Linked DNA regions of Mus musculus: region 1 is linked to region 2. A link is a loop called in an ENCODE intact Hi-C map of the cell type or tissue named here. Cell type or tissue: heart. All regions are shown on one strand.

Region 1 (8,000 bases), 74 kb before region 2:
ACAGTTCTGTGGTGATTTTCTTGAGTGTCTCACTCAAAGACTGTTCAGATTTTAACTTGCAAGTACTTGAGAGCAAGCCACCTGAATTGCATCCTAATGAAAGGTCAAGGGGATTATCAGTGTACAACTGATTTTTTTTTCCTGTGCGTATTTCCCCTAATTAGGATGTCTTCATTCTGTCTCTCCTGACATAAAAATAGTACTTGTTCATTATTTTAAAATTCAGGCAGAATAGAAATACATGAAAAAGTAAAACCTCTTAATAATCCTACCAACTTTGGAAATTTTTACCGATTGAAATATAGTTCATATGCTGTAACATTCACTTAAAAAGAAGTAGCTTGTTAGTTTGAGATTTTTGTATCTCCATTGTCTCAGTACTAAAAGGGTTGTCCAGTTATTAACACCATCCGTTTCCAGAACTTCTCTAAGACACACAAAGAACTGTAATGCCTAAAGCAGTTACCCCGTACCCCACTCCTCAGTCCATAGCCATCACTAGCCTGTTTCCTGGATTTGTCTATTTTGAATGCCAATGTAAATTAGTTCATACAATATGTGGTTGGGCTGGCTTATTTTCTCATGGCTGTGATGAAAGCAACATAGGCAGGAAGGCTTGCTTTTGTCTTAGTTTGAGGGCACAGTCGGTCCTGGTAGGGAAGTCATCCAAGCAGAATCCTACAAGGGATGGATATGGAGTCCACAGGCAGGAAACAGATATTAGTGAATACTTGTGCTCAGCTCGCTTTCTCCTTAGGTTGAGTTCTGGAACAGCCACACCACACACACACACACACACACACACACACACACACACACACACACACAAGAAGAGCACCCACATTTAGAGTGGCGTTCCCACTCCAGTTAACCTGATCCAGATAAACCTTCACAGTCATCCTCAGAGACTTGTTTTGCAATGACTCTCAATCTGGTCACACTGACAACACAAACCACCATGGTGGTCCCTCTTGACACGAGGCTTTCAACACAGCATCTCAACATTCAGCCGCAAGTAATCATATTTTACTTTTTTCTGTGCCTGTCTGACTAGTCCACATTTCTTTTTGCCCCATACTTATAGATTTATTAGATATTTTCTTTATTTACATTTCAAATGCTATCCCCTTTCCTTGTTTCCCCTCCAAAAATCCCCTATCCCTTTCCCTCCTCCCCCTGCTCCCCAACCCACCCACTCCTGCTTCCTGGCCCTGGCATTCCCCTGTACTGGGGCATAGAACCTCCACAGGACCTCTCCTCCCGTTGATGACTGACTAGGCCATCCTCTGCTACATATGCAGATAGAGACACGAGTCCCACCATGTGGTTTTGATTGGTGGTTTAGTCCAAGGGAGCTCTGGGGGTACTGGTAAGCACAGGGTCCCCAATGAAGGAGCTAGAGAAAGTACCGAAAGAACTGAAGGGGTTTGCAGCCCCAGAGGAGGAACAACAATATGAACTAACCAGAGCTCCCTTGGACTGGCCCACATTTCTTATCTACCTAGTTTTTATTCACTGCTGAACATTTGAAGCCCACATTTAGGTTATTGTGAGTAATGGTGATTTGAACTTTCCTAAGGAAGGATTTGTGTGAATACGATTCAACTTCCTTGACCTGCGTGCTTTTGTGAATAAGCTCGAACCATTGCTGCATACCTCTTTATTGACAGGAAAATCTATTATGACATACTGTTCTCCCCAACTGCTGGCTCTGCTTTCCCATACAGAATTAGAAGGCCCTCCAGTCACCAAATGACTTGAGTGACCTCTGTTGGAAGAAAACATGGCACACACTGATTCACCTGGCCTACATGTCACTGTCCTTGACAAGTGACCTAACCAACTGGATCAAAAACTTCATGGATGTGGCAATGCTGAAGTTTTCCCAGACTCCCTTTCTTTCTTCCTCTGCCATGGGTAGGGACGTCTCAAACCTGGGCCCTATAATGAATGGACACTGGGAGCTGAAAAACAGAGCCATGTTCCCTAATAACCAGTGTAGGGAAATTAACATTATAAGTAATCAAGATTTGCCTTTTACAGTCATGACTATGGCAAAGCTGACTAGTGCATGGGCAAGTCATTTATTATCTTCTTTTCTTACCCAAGAGTGTGTAGTCTTTACACATATAAACTCATATAAACTCTCGGTTTGTTCCAGAAACTGAGATGCCAACAGATTAAGTGATTTATAAATAAATAAATAAATAAATAAATAAAGTAAATAATAAGAGAGTCAAAGTCAACCACTGTTTTTACATTTATTTGAGAGGGGCATGTACCACAGCACACACAAGGTAAGAGGACAACGTTCCAGTGTTGGTTCTCTCTCTCTGCTCTGTGTGTTCTGGAGATCAAACTCAGGTAGCAGCAGCTTAAGCAGCAAGTGCCTTTATCCTCTGAGCCATCTTGCCAGCCCTCCAAGTTAATTTTTAGATCTAATTTTCCATCAAGACGAAGGAAGAGGTAGTTCTGAAGAGCCCACCAAAACGTTCAGAATTCCCTCTTCCTTCGTCTTGATGGAAATAGAACCCATGCTGTTGCATGACTTTTGGGCTGAAACTCACAACGCATTCTTGCTATGCTAATGAGCTCATGCTAATTGGAAAGTTATGATAAGCCAAACTGTGTGCTGTGGTTTTCATAGATAGATAGATAGATAGATAGATAGATAGATAGATAGATAGATTAATGGGGAGGAGGAAAATTATAAGACTGAATGAATCCTTACTCCTTATCTCTGCAGCCACCGGGCTGGGATCTATACCAACAAATAGTTGGCTGCTTCAGTCTTTTCTGCATCGAACTGCACTTGTTCTGTCTGACTTTAGCTTAATTGCCTAACTTGTGCCCCAGAGGTCAAGTACCCTTGCCTAACAAAGGGCCCTAATGATGGAAGGACTCTCAATCAGCATCCACATTCCAGCTGATTTAAGGTACGGTTTCTGTGTCTCTATCTTATCATAAATAAATAACAATTTTATGTAACTAACCTTCAGAAACAAAGGACCTTGGTCCCATGCCACTGTTGTTAAACAATGGCCAGCCACCTAACAAGTCCCTGGGGTTAGACCACTTAAGGCTTTAGGGCTCCATGCACTTGTAGGTGACAAATGTTCACTGATAGACTCCAGAAACCTAGAGCAGGAGGCAATTGAGGAAGACTTTTCCTTCCAGTACTATTGTGAATACACAAAACTCCACTAAAAAATTATTGATTTGCATACTTTAAACCAGGTATGCATAAGTAGATAGGGAGTTGCTTGTTTCTCAAAGCAGCTTGTACTTATACTCATTTAGCATACTTTTTAAATTTTGAATTTATTTATATTTTATGGGTGTGAGTATAGTGCCTGAATGTATGTATGCGCACTGTGTGTCTGTGTGTGTCTGTGTGTGTCTGTGTGTGTCTGTGTGTGTCTGCGTCTGCGTCTGCGTCTGCGTCTGCGTCTGCGTCTGCGTCTGCGTCTGCGTCTGCGTCGCTCACAGAAGACAGAAGACAGCACTGGACCTCCTGGAACTAGAGTTACAGACAGCTGTGAGTCACCACGTGGGTGCTGGGAATTGAATGCTCTGAAGCACAGCAATTGATCTTCGATCTTCGCCACTGAGCTACCCCTCCAGCCCTTCAGCGTGCTTTTAAAAGGCTACACGCTGCAAACCTTTTTCACCAAGTCAGTTTCAGATCATCTTAAAGAGACTCAATTTACAAACAACAAGAAAGCTATTAAAATCTAAAGGACGCTTCCAAGGTCGCGAGAGAGCCCCCCGTAACCCATGGCCCTATTCAACAAATGCAGAGCCAAGATGGGAAGTGCGAAACCCACTCAAGACAGAAATAAAGATATCACCACTGAATCTTCTAGAAAGTTAGCCATCCATAAAGAGTTCCCTAGCAGTGGGCATGAGCCCTAGAAAACACTAGAAACATGCGTCTTTAATAAGGTGATGAATAGAAATGGTCACGGCCCTGAATTTGGGGGCAGAATCATAGGCAAATAAGCATGCACACTCTTCCTACTGTCGCCTCTGCTTCAGAGTCGGAGATTACCGTATGCCAAGGAGAATGGGGAAGAGCTGGGAGCATAGTTCTGGTGGCAGAATGCTTGCCTAGCACGAAACCCTGGACTCCATCCCCAGCACTACAGGAACCTGTTCATGGTTGCACATTCCTGTAATCCCAGCAGGATATAGGAAGATCAGAAGTTCAAGGGCATGCTTGGCTACATATTAAGCTCAAGGCCAACTTTTGAGAACTGATCTCCAAGATGAAAGGAGCAAAGAAGAGAAGGAAGAAGGGGAAGAGGAAGAAGGCAGAGGAGGAAGAGGAAGAGGAGAAACACAGAAGCTAGAGTTGTAGATAAAAAAAAATTAAAATTAAAACAAAAACTGTGCCCTCAAATCCCTCGGGATTCATAGTTCTCCTACCCCACCCAGAAACTCTGCTCTCCAGGACTGGAGGGGGTACCCACACTCTCTGCTGTGCTTCCAGACCTCATCAGGGTGCCCATCTCTGGCCATGGCCCAGGTGACCTAACCAAGGTGCCCATATCTGGCCATGGCCCAGGTGTCCTTGAAAATTGAGAGAAATGTCAAGGGAAGCCAGATTCTAGCGAAAAGCTCCAGGAGGGGAAATTGAACGCAGCCAGGGACCCTAAAATCACGTTCTATTGCCGACTCCCATCCCAGCTTGGGTTTCCTGGCAGGAATGAGGAAGGACCTTCCCGGGAGGCTTTCCCAGGAGTTGGGTCTATTTGTTTATAACATGCTAGGTTATTCTTAGATGCAAATGTTTCACAAGGTCGCCGAGATAAGGCAGATACAAAGGTCAGACAGCCAGTCTTAAGTGGGGGCGGGGGGAGACACATGTAGAGTGGGAAAGAGACCGTACATTGTCTCGAGGCCTCTGGGGGCCAACAATGTACTGGGGTTTGCCTAGGGCTTTAGACAATTGCTCGGGTGGGAAGCAGGAGTGGGGGTGGGGCAGGAAGCCCAGAAAAGGCAGGGAGAAAAACCAGATGTGGTTGGTGTGAGTTACCCCAATAGAAAGATCTTTTCACATGAACAGGAAGAGGGAGGGAGTGCTACATAGATTATTCTTGGCACTTTAAATTTCTTTCCTTTTCTTCTTTCTCTCAACTCCTTTCAAATGGCCTGTGCTCGCTGAAAAAAATAAAAAAATAAAAACCAAACGCCAAATAAATTTTCCTTCTCTCTGCAGAGCTCCACGGGCAGACATTCTGTCACTGCTTGTTATGAAGTAATTTCTGTTGGCGAAATGTAACACACACACACACACACACACACACATGCCTTCTCTTCTCTTCTTCTCTTCCAACTCTGGCTGCCGTCTGCACTCCCACATCGTTGTTTGACAAGACGTACGTATCAGGTCACAGAGAGTGTTCTCTGCACTTTCCACCAGAGCCCAGGAAGTGGGGTAAAATGGAAAAACCAAGGAGAGCCAGCCAGCCAGGGGCGGATCACGAGCCCGGAGGCCCTACCACCCAGGCAGGGCTGTGCTGGCTCATTACTGTGCTGCTCCTAGAAACCCTTGCTGAGACCAGAGTTCCTTCAGCTTTTATTGTCACTATTAAGAATATTAATGGTCCAAGGATCCCGAAGGCCGATGAGCATTTTCTTGAAATGCTTTTCCCAGGGTTGAGGCACAACTCTGTGTGACACATCATTAAATCCCACTGGCCACTCACCCAGCAAGGGCAAAGAACAGTAGACTCCTACCAGTGAAACAGAGTACAAAGAGCATCCTTGCCAGCCTGCGCCTGTTGCTCCAATTACAACTGCAGCTCCATTAGCAAGGGGACCCATCACGGTAGCGCTCTGGGGTCAGCATCCTGAGTCCCAGATATAGAAATCTTATCTGTAATCCTAAAATGTGTTTAAGGGCCACACCCTTCTCCTCCTAGGAGATTCTCTCTGCTCTCTATTCGTTGCTTTGCAGCTGCTCTTTCCACATTGGCACTGGGAACCCAGTTGCACTTCTCAAGGTCTGGGCTCAGAAACGCAAGCTGCTTTCAAGCCCAAGGCCTCCACATGGAACTCTTCCTTAGGGTAGAGCAGCGCCACGACCGGTCAGTGAGTGAAATACAGAGGCTTCCTAAACCCAAGGTATCAGAGCCCATAGGGAGCCACTCCTGGACCACTGTTGGAGAGATCAATACAGCGACACTAAGCCAGCGTTAGAGAACAAATCATTCGACTCACAGATTGGAGCTATATGGATGTATGAAATAGCAACAAGTGCTAATTGCAATCACTCATCCTGAGATCTCTGCTATCAAAGCAACATGTCCTCCGAGGCTGATCTTTGGTGATGGATTCCTGAATCTTGTCTGGCAGTACCCTGCAAAGAAGGAAGCCGTAACCGGTTCCCCTGTGTGTCTATCACTAACCATCATAGAGCAATGGTTCTCAACCCGTGGGTCACAGCCTCTTTGGGGGTTGCATATCAGATATCCTGTGTATCAACTATTTACATTGCAACTCATACAACTAGCAAAACTACAGTTACAAAGTAGCAACAAAAATAATTTTGTGGTTGAGGGGTCACCACAATATGAGGAACTGTGTTAAAGGGTCACAGGCCCAGGAAAGTTGAGAGCCTGTGGGCTTGTTTGATGTCAGCTTGACAGAAGCTATCGTCTTCTGAGAAGAAGGAACCTCTGTGGAGGCCCTGAGAAAATGCCTCCTTAAAAGCAGGTTGTAGGCAAAGCTATAGTTTTTTTTTTTTTAATTAGTGATGAATGGAAAGGGCCTGATCCATTTTGGGTGGAGTCACCCCTAGGTTGGTGGTCTTGGGTTCTATAAGAGAGCAAACTGATCAAGCCATGGAGAAAAAGACAGTAAACAACACTCCTCCATGGTTTCTGCATCCATTCCTGCCTCCAGCTTCCTGTCCTGACTTCCTTATAAGTCAAATAAACACTTTCTTTCCCAATTTGCTTTAAGCTTGGTGTTTCATCCTAGTTAAGACCACTGTATATACATAGCTAAGATCCAGTCCAAGGTCAGGTGGCCCGATTGACTTGTGAATAATGTCAATATGTCTGGGAATGATGTCATTTCATGACAGAAGGACATCCAAAGCAAACTATCTATATCACAAGCCAAGACCAGGGATATGAGCGCACCACTAGGTCCCACCTCCCTCTCAAAAGCACAACTCCCACCAACTTGAGCCTCTCTCATAAAGCTGGACTTCCTGAAAATCCTCAACACCTCTGGCATTGACCCCTGGGGATCAAGCCTTTAAGCCATGACCATCTTCCACATATTACCCAACACAGCTTCTCATTCCTCATTCCTCAGTTTCAATAATGACCAAGGCCTCCAGAGGGTGTAATAGGCCATCTGCATTAAAAATACAGATGCTTGGCATGGTGGTCACAGGACTAGAATTCCAGACTTGGAAGCTGAGGCAGGAGGATTAAGAGTTTAAAGTCAGTTTCAGTTACATAGTGAGACCCTGTCTGAAAGAGACAGGAATAGACAGAGAGAAGAGAAGGAGGGAGAAGAGGAAGGGTTTAAAAGACATAAAATCATGATGACATACACTATGATACACAGTGATACAATGATATACACACTGGTACAATGGTATACACACTGATACAATGGTATACACACTGATACAATGGTATACACACTGATACAGTGCTATACACACTGAAACAATGGTATGCACACTGATACAATGGTATACACACTGATACAATGGTATACACACTGATACAATGGTACACACACTGATACAATGGTATGCACACTGATACAATGGTATGCACACTGCCCCCAATGCTTACAACCCTAATCCAATCAGGAGAAAACCTCAAACAACCTCAAATTGGGAGACATCCTCAAAGCATCCCACTAGTACTCTTCAGAACTGTCATGAAAGCCAGGACTGAGCGACTGTTAAAACTGGGAGATCCAAGGACTGGCCATGCCTGTGTGCACCAAGTCCTTCTGGGTTGGATCCT
Region 2 (8,000 bases):
TTTGATACATATGCAGCTAGAGTCAAGAGCTCAGGGGTACTGGTTAGTTCATAATGTTGTTCCACCTATAGGGTTGAAGATCCCTTTAGCTCCTTGGGTACTTTCTCTAGCTCCTCCATTGGGAGCCCTGTGATCCATCCATTAGCTGACTGTGAGCATCCACTTCTGTGTTTGCTAGGCCCCGGCATAGTCTCACAAGAGAGTTCCCTTAGTCTCTCGGTGTAGATCCCATTACTTTATGAGAGAGAGACCTTGGGCTTGCAAAGTTCTGGTCTGTGTGAGACATCTGCACCCCTGCTTTGCATTCCAGACACGCTGCATTCCTGAGAGGCCTGTGACTCAGCTGAGCAAGCCCTAGGCCAGGCCAGGGTACAGCGAGTCGAGTGGTCTACTCTGGGTTGAACACCCACTGGGACTGACTGGGAACCAATCTGTTTCAGTTCCTCCTTCACATCCAGTTTGGTTGTGGGGGCCAGTTACATCCCAATGGAGCAGGAAGGAGAGAACAAGTGCATATAGTTTGCCTCCTCCCATCCTTGTAGGTGACTTTGGTAACTAGCCAAGCCAGTCCCAGCAGTTGGTAGGTGGAGATATCCAAAGAGATGTTCACGGCGAAAGGGTAAGCCGGGAATACATATCATTGCTAGACAACTTTTGGTACAGTGAACATCCTCTGTTTATCTGGTAGACTCCATGCAGTTCTTTATTGCAGTCTGTGCAATCAAAGAGCAGATAAAATGGTCCTTTACCTTTAGTTAAAGCCTTGGAGAGGTGAGCCACAGGCCACAAAGAAGCTGGGGAGACAGACCCAGATACCACGAACAAACTTACACCTCAGTGACATTCTAATAGGACAAGCCAAAGTGTGTACAACAGCTGTATAATTCTAAAGCTTGAGGATGGCTGACCACACTACAGGACTTCCAAAACAACACATTCCTCCACTCTTCCTACTCCAACTCAATCTAAAGCAATCCTATAACAGTTCTAAGCTGGAGGGAAATTCTGGCAAAATAAAAATCAAATCAAAAACACACAGCTGTTTTAGTGATCTTTCTCTGATGTTGACAAGGAATAGGGGCTGTTTTAAGTTATATTACATTTTTCTTTCATTCTTGCCTGGCTTGGCAGCCCTTCAGAACTTCAGCTGGTTCCAAACACAGCTCAATAAAGATCGTTCCAGAGAAGTTTCATATTCCTAAGATTCCTTACATTTCTCTCTCTCTCTAACTTAGGAAATGAGGTTGAAAGACGAGAGAGAAAAAATTAGCCCAGATTGTACCATTCTTTCTAAGAGGTTCTTGATGAGCAAGCTGTGCCTCCTTTTCCAGTGAGAACAGAGAGTCCTGGTGGGGAGGCGGGCAGCCAGTCCTAGCAGACAGTAATAGGACTGTATGTATTCCGAAGAAGCCCCAGCAGGTTCAAACGTTCGCTGAAAACTTTTCAAGGGAGAGGGAGAAAGGAGAGAGAGAAATGTTTGCACACCATCCATCGAAAGAGTCAGCAACTGTGGGCTGCATCCGTTCACCAAATGTTTATCTCACTCCTGTACTACGCTAGGCTCTGTTGTAGATGCTGAAGACAGAGATGCAGAGACAAGAGTGTGTGTGACCCATAGCAAGCGTCTGGAGCAGGAACCTAACTTAGAACAAAGCTTGAAGAAGCCTAGCCCCAGGCTGCTTGCTCCTAGCTGGGTTTGCATTTTTCTTCTCCCTTTGTAGGCTCCCAGGTTCTCCCTTCTGTCCTTCCCTCTCAGAGTCCCTGCTTTATTTATTGTATGCTTCACCTTCGTGGTGTGCTCACGTGTCCCTTTGTAAACATCAAAGGGAAAGAAGCAGGGTGGGAAAGCGGAGGGAAACGAGACCATGACTCATCAGAGGATGTCCTCCCTCTTATACAGCTCAGAAGAACCTAGGAGCCTTTATCGTCTCCCCTTTCATGGTGACAGGGTCCTTGCTCTACTTCGGAAGATCCAACCTCTATTCTTAGCCTCCCTCTGGGATGTACCTGCTCACCGAGGCTTTCAACTGGCAAGCATTCCTGTTTCCTTATACAGCATTTGTTGTTGGACTTTTACTATTATTGTATGTCCACGTATATACGTGGTGTGTGTATCCACGTTAGGGATCTTCTACTATTATTTTCCATATTTTTTTTTGAAAAGGAGTTTCCCATTAAACCTGTCTGTCTGTCTAAGGCTAAACTGGCTAACTAGAGAGGTCCTGGGATCTGCCTGTCTGCAGCCCTCAGAACTGGGCTTCAGGCATGCTCCACTGCACCCAGTTTTAAACGTGGTTAGGAGTCTACACCCAGACCCTCATGCTTGCACAGCGAGCACCTTTCCTGCTAAGCCATGCCCTCGGCCCTGATGGTTTTTTTTTTTTTTTTGTAATAACCACATTTCATATGACATCCTATCCCTACCACCACAGTCACTGCTCTGTTCCCACAGGCAATCCTGTCCATCCTGACCAAACTTCACAGGCAGAAAACAAGGCCCTCAGAGAAGATCTGTTCCCTTTCCAATCACCCCATCTTGGATTTGAGCCCCTACTGCTTCAGCCTTCCCAGCACTAGAATTATAGGCATGTGGAATTATGGATGATAAATTATCCTCCGCTGGTGAAATGAGCCAATTCAAGTCAGGTTAGAGTAGATAGACACAGGTTCGTTGGGAAGCAGCTCTCGGGCAAGTTTGATGTCTCAAGGAACAAGGTCAGGGAAGTTGCCATGGGGAGGGAGACAGAGGGGAGGGAGAAGAGAAAGAGATATAGAGCATGCACACACAGGGAAAAGGAAAATGGTGGGAGGAGAGAGCAGAGCAAGAGCGAGAGCCTGCAAGATATCTGGATTATATAGGGAAGAGTGACTTCTTCTGGGGAAGGGGAGACCCAATTCCTTGGCTTGAAAGTTCAAGGCAGAGGGCAGGGAATGCCAGCCATTCCCTGTAATAGGTCCAAACTGAGGGAAACTGGAAGAACCTGCTTTGGTATGTTAAATATTCACCTAGGCTGCTTGTCCTGGATCTGAATACCAACCATAAGAACATCACTTTTTTCTCCTTTTCTCCTCCTCCTCCTCCTCCTCCTCCTCCTCCTCCTCCTCCTCCTCCTCCTCCTCCTCCTCCTCCTAAGACAGAGTCTCACTGTGTAATTCTGGCTGGCTAGCTGGCCTGGAACACCCTATATAGACCAGGTTGGCTCAGAACTCACAGAAATTCACCTGCCTTTGGCCCCCAAGAACTGGGATTAAGAGTGTACACCACTATGCCTACAATTTAATTTTTTATTTGTTAATTTTATGGGTGTAGTGTTTCATCTATGTGTACCTGTGTGCACTATGTGTGTATCTGGTGCCTGTGGGGCCAGAAGAGGACATTAGAGCCCCTGAAACTGGAGTTAGAGAGAGTTGTGAGCCTCAATCTGAATGCTGGGAATTGAACCTGGGTCCTCTGGAAGAACAACCAGTGCTCTTAACCACTGAGCCATCTCTCCGGCCAATCATAATTTTCATTCCCACATTTTCCTTGCATTTTTGATGATTCTGTTTCTGCATCCTGGCTCTTTTCTATTTTCTGGAGTCTCTCAAGATAATAGAAGCCATGCTGTTCTCTTCCGTATCGGCCTTGCGGGACCTGGACGCTGCCCCTCAGTGTGTACTGACAGAAGCATGACAGTGAGTGCCCCAGGACACACTCCTGAGCGCCTTTTAGCCTCAGGTCTGACCGCAGACTAAACTCATATTTTCCCCTGACCTTCCTGTTTCTTTTATCTCAGTAAGTGGTACTACCATCCACTGAAATTACCCATGTCTGAGACTAGGCTCCATATGTGACTGTTTTCCTCATTTATAAGCAAACATATTAATCCCCAGCGACCTAGCTCCTCATTACCATTCATTGTTATCCAGATGTTTCCTGCTTTGATGAGGCAGCACAGGTGCTTGAAAGCTGGCCCCTCTCCCTATGTGGACACACTCTATTTAAGGGAGGGTACAGCAACTCTGCTTCCAAATTAGCTCATGCTGAGGTCAAGAGATCAGGATTTTCTGTTCCTTACTCTTAATGAGTCACTGGGTATTGGCATCCCTGGGAAAATGAGCACAATTTTGAGCCACTGGTGGCTAGTTGCTGAGCATGTCTGCTTCTGGCGCTTCCAGCAGCCAAGGGAATGAGTTATTTATGATGGAAGTTCCATGTGGTACCCCATCTTTTACCTCAGAGGCAGCTGTCTTGGACTTGAGGTACACAGCACTTCATTTGGCTTTCACACTAAACCCTCCGATGTAGCTTTTTTTTTCCCTCAGTGACAGCGATAAGCTGTGTGTTGGTATTCTATCTGGACTCCACCCCCACAGTTACCTGGAAGCAGCCAGGTAGGCCTGGCCCACTGTAAAAGGGGCTGCTCCCCCCCCCATTCCTGCTTCTCTCCCTTGCCTCTTGTCCCCTTGCTCCCCATTCCCTTCCCCCCCACGTGGTTATCCGGCCTCGACTTCTCTACTCTCTCCTTCTCTCTGCCTTTCTCTGCCTCTACTACTCTCTTACCTCCCCTCCCCATCTCCTGAATAAACTCTATTCTATACTATACCATAGTGTGACTGGTCCATTAGGGGGAAGGGATGCCTTGGCATGGGCGTACCAAGGCACCCCCTCCCCCTATACCTCACCACACCCCCATAGAACATATTCCTATATTTCTTTATCCTTTTATAATCACAACACAGTGTATTTCAGAGTCCATCTGTCAATCCTTTGTATAGATCCAGGTTGGGACAAGGGATGCATTTCAAACTTAGACATTTCTCAGTATCACTTCTATAATCCTACAAGGTCAGGACAGTCTTGCTCCTTTCCCATTTCCCATCTGGGCATCTCTCTTCACTATTACCTGTATGGTCAGACTTTTCATCACTGTGACAAACTCCACAAAGAAACAGTCTAACAGAAGAGACTTTATTTTTTATTTTTTAGGTTTTTTTTTTTGCTTTTCTTTTTTTTTATTAGATATTTTCTTTATTTACATTTCAAATGCTATCCCGAAAGTTCCCTATACCCTCCCCCTGCCCTGCTCCCAAACCCACCCACTCCCCCTTCTTGGCCCTGGTGTTCCCCTGTACTGAGGCATATAAAGTTTGTAATACCAAGGGGCCTCTCCTCCCAATGATGGCCGATTAGGCCATCTTCTGCTACATATGCAGCTAGAGACACGAGCGGAAGAGACTTGATTTTGGTGTATGGTTTCAAAGGTTTTAGTCTTTGCTCAGTTCTGACGCTGAACATCATGACAAGCCTGTGTGTTGTAGTAAAGCTGTTCACCTCTTGGTGCCCAAGGGAGCAGAGACAAATAAGACACATACCCCTTCAACACATGCCCCAGTGGCATACTTTAGCTGGACCCTACGGCCAGAGCTTCCACTATTTACCAGTAACACTATCAAACGATTAATCTAACAAGAGTATAATGTATTGATTAATCCAGAGCCCTTATGAGCCAATAACCTCTCAGTGATTGGATTTACTGGGTGAGGACCAAACCTTCAACACACTAGTCTTTTGGAGGACACTTCACATCCCAAATAAAGCATGACTGTGGTGGTTTGAATACGCTTGGCCCATGGGACACTATTAAGAGCTGTGGCCTTGGGGCTGGAGAGATGGCTCAGTGGTTAAGAGCACCTACCGCTCTTCCGAAGGTCCTGAGTTCAAATCCCAGCAACCAAATGGTGGCTAACAACCATCCGTAATGAGATCTGACCCCCTCTTCTAGTGCATCTGAAGACAGCTACAATGTACTTAGATATAATAATAAATAAATCTTAAAAAAAAAAGAGGTGTGGCCTTGTTGGAGGAAGTGTGTCACTGTATAGGTAGGCTTTGAGTGCTTAAACTCTGCCCAGTGCAAAAGAGAGTCTCCTCCTGGCTGTCTTTGGATCAAAATGTAGAACTCTTGACTTCTCCGGCACCATGTCTGCCTGCACATTGTCATGCTTCCCACCATGATAATAATGGACTGAACCTCCGACACTGTAAGCCAGCTCCAGTTAAATGTTGTCCTTTATAAGAGTTGCCTTGGTCATGGTATTTCTTCACAGCAATGAAACCCTATCTAGATCAATAGTCCTTTGTAATGCTGTCTGTCCATCCTGTGTGAAGGGAGCTTTCCAAACCACAAAGATACTCATTTCACTGTGAATCATTTAGAACTCACCTTGGTTTTCTATCATCCTCAGACACTGAAGACCATTCTTTTTAACCTGTCTAAATATGCAAGTGGGATGTGGTTTGGACTCGCCTTTCTAGTCTGATTCTCTTATCTCCTCTCCTACACCTCTCTATCTGATGCATTAGCAAGACAGAATTATTGAAATCTTCATTACCAACCAAACAGCTACTTGACTCTGTATTTTTAAGTATTTTCTCAGATCAGAACCTATTGAAGTTGTTTATCTCAATAACTTGATTATGAGCATTTTGAGAGCAAGGCAGTGCCATATCCTTAAAACAAGCATTCAACACATATTAAATGAATGCGCACGGATTTCTAGAAAGATCTAATGCACCATAGCATGTGCTTACTTATAAGTGGTGGCCACCAAATGGGACATTTTTCAATGTTATTATTAAAGGGAAACAAAATAAGGTAATCTTTTTTTGACCCGAAAATTGGCAGAGTTGCTAGTACTTGAGGGAGCAAGTGTCTGGTACAAGGCAAAATAATGAACTGCAACTCCCAGAGAGGGATCTTGGCAACATGGGATTAAAAGTTCGAGATGCTTGGGGCTGGAGCGATGGCTAAAAGCTAAAAGAATGTTCTGCTCTTACAAGACCTGAGTTGCGCTCCTAGCACCCACGTGAGGCAGCTTACAACTGCCTGCTACTCCAGTTACAGGAGCTTCTCCTCTGGCATCTTTGAACACACACACACACACACACACACACACACACACACTTTTTTAAAAAGTTTTTTGAGATGGGGTTTCTTTGTGTATCCTTGGCTGTCCTGGAACTTACCTGTAGACTAAGCTGGCCTCAGACTTACAGTGATCCTCCTGCCTCTGCCTCCCAAGTGCTGGGATTAAAGGTTGTGTGCCACTACTACCTGCAACTCACACACAAAGACACACACATACTTTTTAAAATATTTTATTTTATTATTTTACCTTATGTAGGAAAGTATTTTTGCTGCATGTGTGTCTGAGAAGCATGCTGTGTGCTTGATGTTCAATAAGCCCTGCAGAGGGGGTCAGATGCTGGAACTGGAGTTACAGATGGTTATACAGATGTTGTATGGGTACTGGGAATCAACTCAGGACCTCTGGAAGAGCAGCCAGTGCTCTTAATAGCCGAGGTGCCTCTCCAACTCCCCACATACAAATATACTACTACTAATAATAATAATAATAATTAATAATAATAATAATAAGCATCAGTCATATTCTTATTCATAGTTTTTTTTTACTGTCTATGCTTCTGAATCTTGAAATACTTCTTCTTGAATGTAAGAAGAAGGCTAGTCATGCTCTATTGATCAGAAAGTCGCTATATTAAAGTTATGTATGACTATGTGACAGGAAAGTAGAAGTGAACCTGCCCAGGGAACACGGAATTGACTAGTGGGACGTATGACGTAGGGTGGAGAGAGATGGGAGAACATACTCCATTTACACGTGTGCACGAACATTTCACTAAAATTAAAGAATTGGGGAAACGCTCTCAGGTTCCATGGCATCGCTGTCTTGGTCGGCTCAGCTTCTCTTTATCCCCTTCTGCTCAGAGCACCAGCCTCCCCTCGACTCCAGGTGGATCCGAGACAAATCTCCTCTAGAATCCGAATCTGGATTGGAGGCCCAAGGGAACAGGAGGCATTTAAATCTCCTTACCAGGAAGAACGATGCAGAGATTCAGTTAAAGAACGTTTATTACTAAGACCTCTGCCACCATCTTAGCTCCTCCTCCTCCTTAGTCATACTGTCCCTCCTTAAACTCCTTGAGCTATGGCTGC

The links. Hi-C counts contacts between places; a loop is a spot of excess contacts. Peaks named below come from ENCODE experiments on the same cell type or tissue, not always from the same donor. Only the 100,000 strongest peaks of a DNase experiment are listed, where the experiment ranks them.
Region 1: it touches region 2 in a loop (4-fold over the local background); 3 of 42 quality-filtered maps call a loop at or near these places.

What each region holds. Positions count from the first base shown.
Region 1 is chr17:80,823,093-80,831,092 of GRCm38, reverse strand. No RefSeq gene overlaps it. Among named protein-coding and RNA genes, the nearest start is that of Gm33596, 18 kb to the right of the region's middle. In heart, a CTCF peak has its summit at 7,320 (motif pointing right); DNase peaks (open chromatin) are centred at 4,852 and 5,422; H3K4me3 peaks cover 480 bases; H3K27ac peaks cover 2,181 bases.
Region 2 is chr17:80,748,607-80,756,606 of GRCm38, reverse strand. No RefSeq gene overlaps it. Among named protein-coding and RNA genes, the nearest start is that of Map4k3, 25 kb to the right of the region's middle. In heart, no CTCF peak of the experiment used is centred here; a DNase peak (open chromatin) is centred at 3,996; H3K27ac peaks cover 729 bases.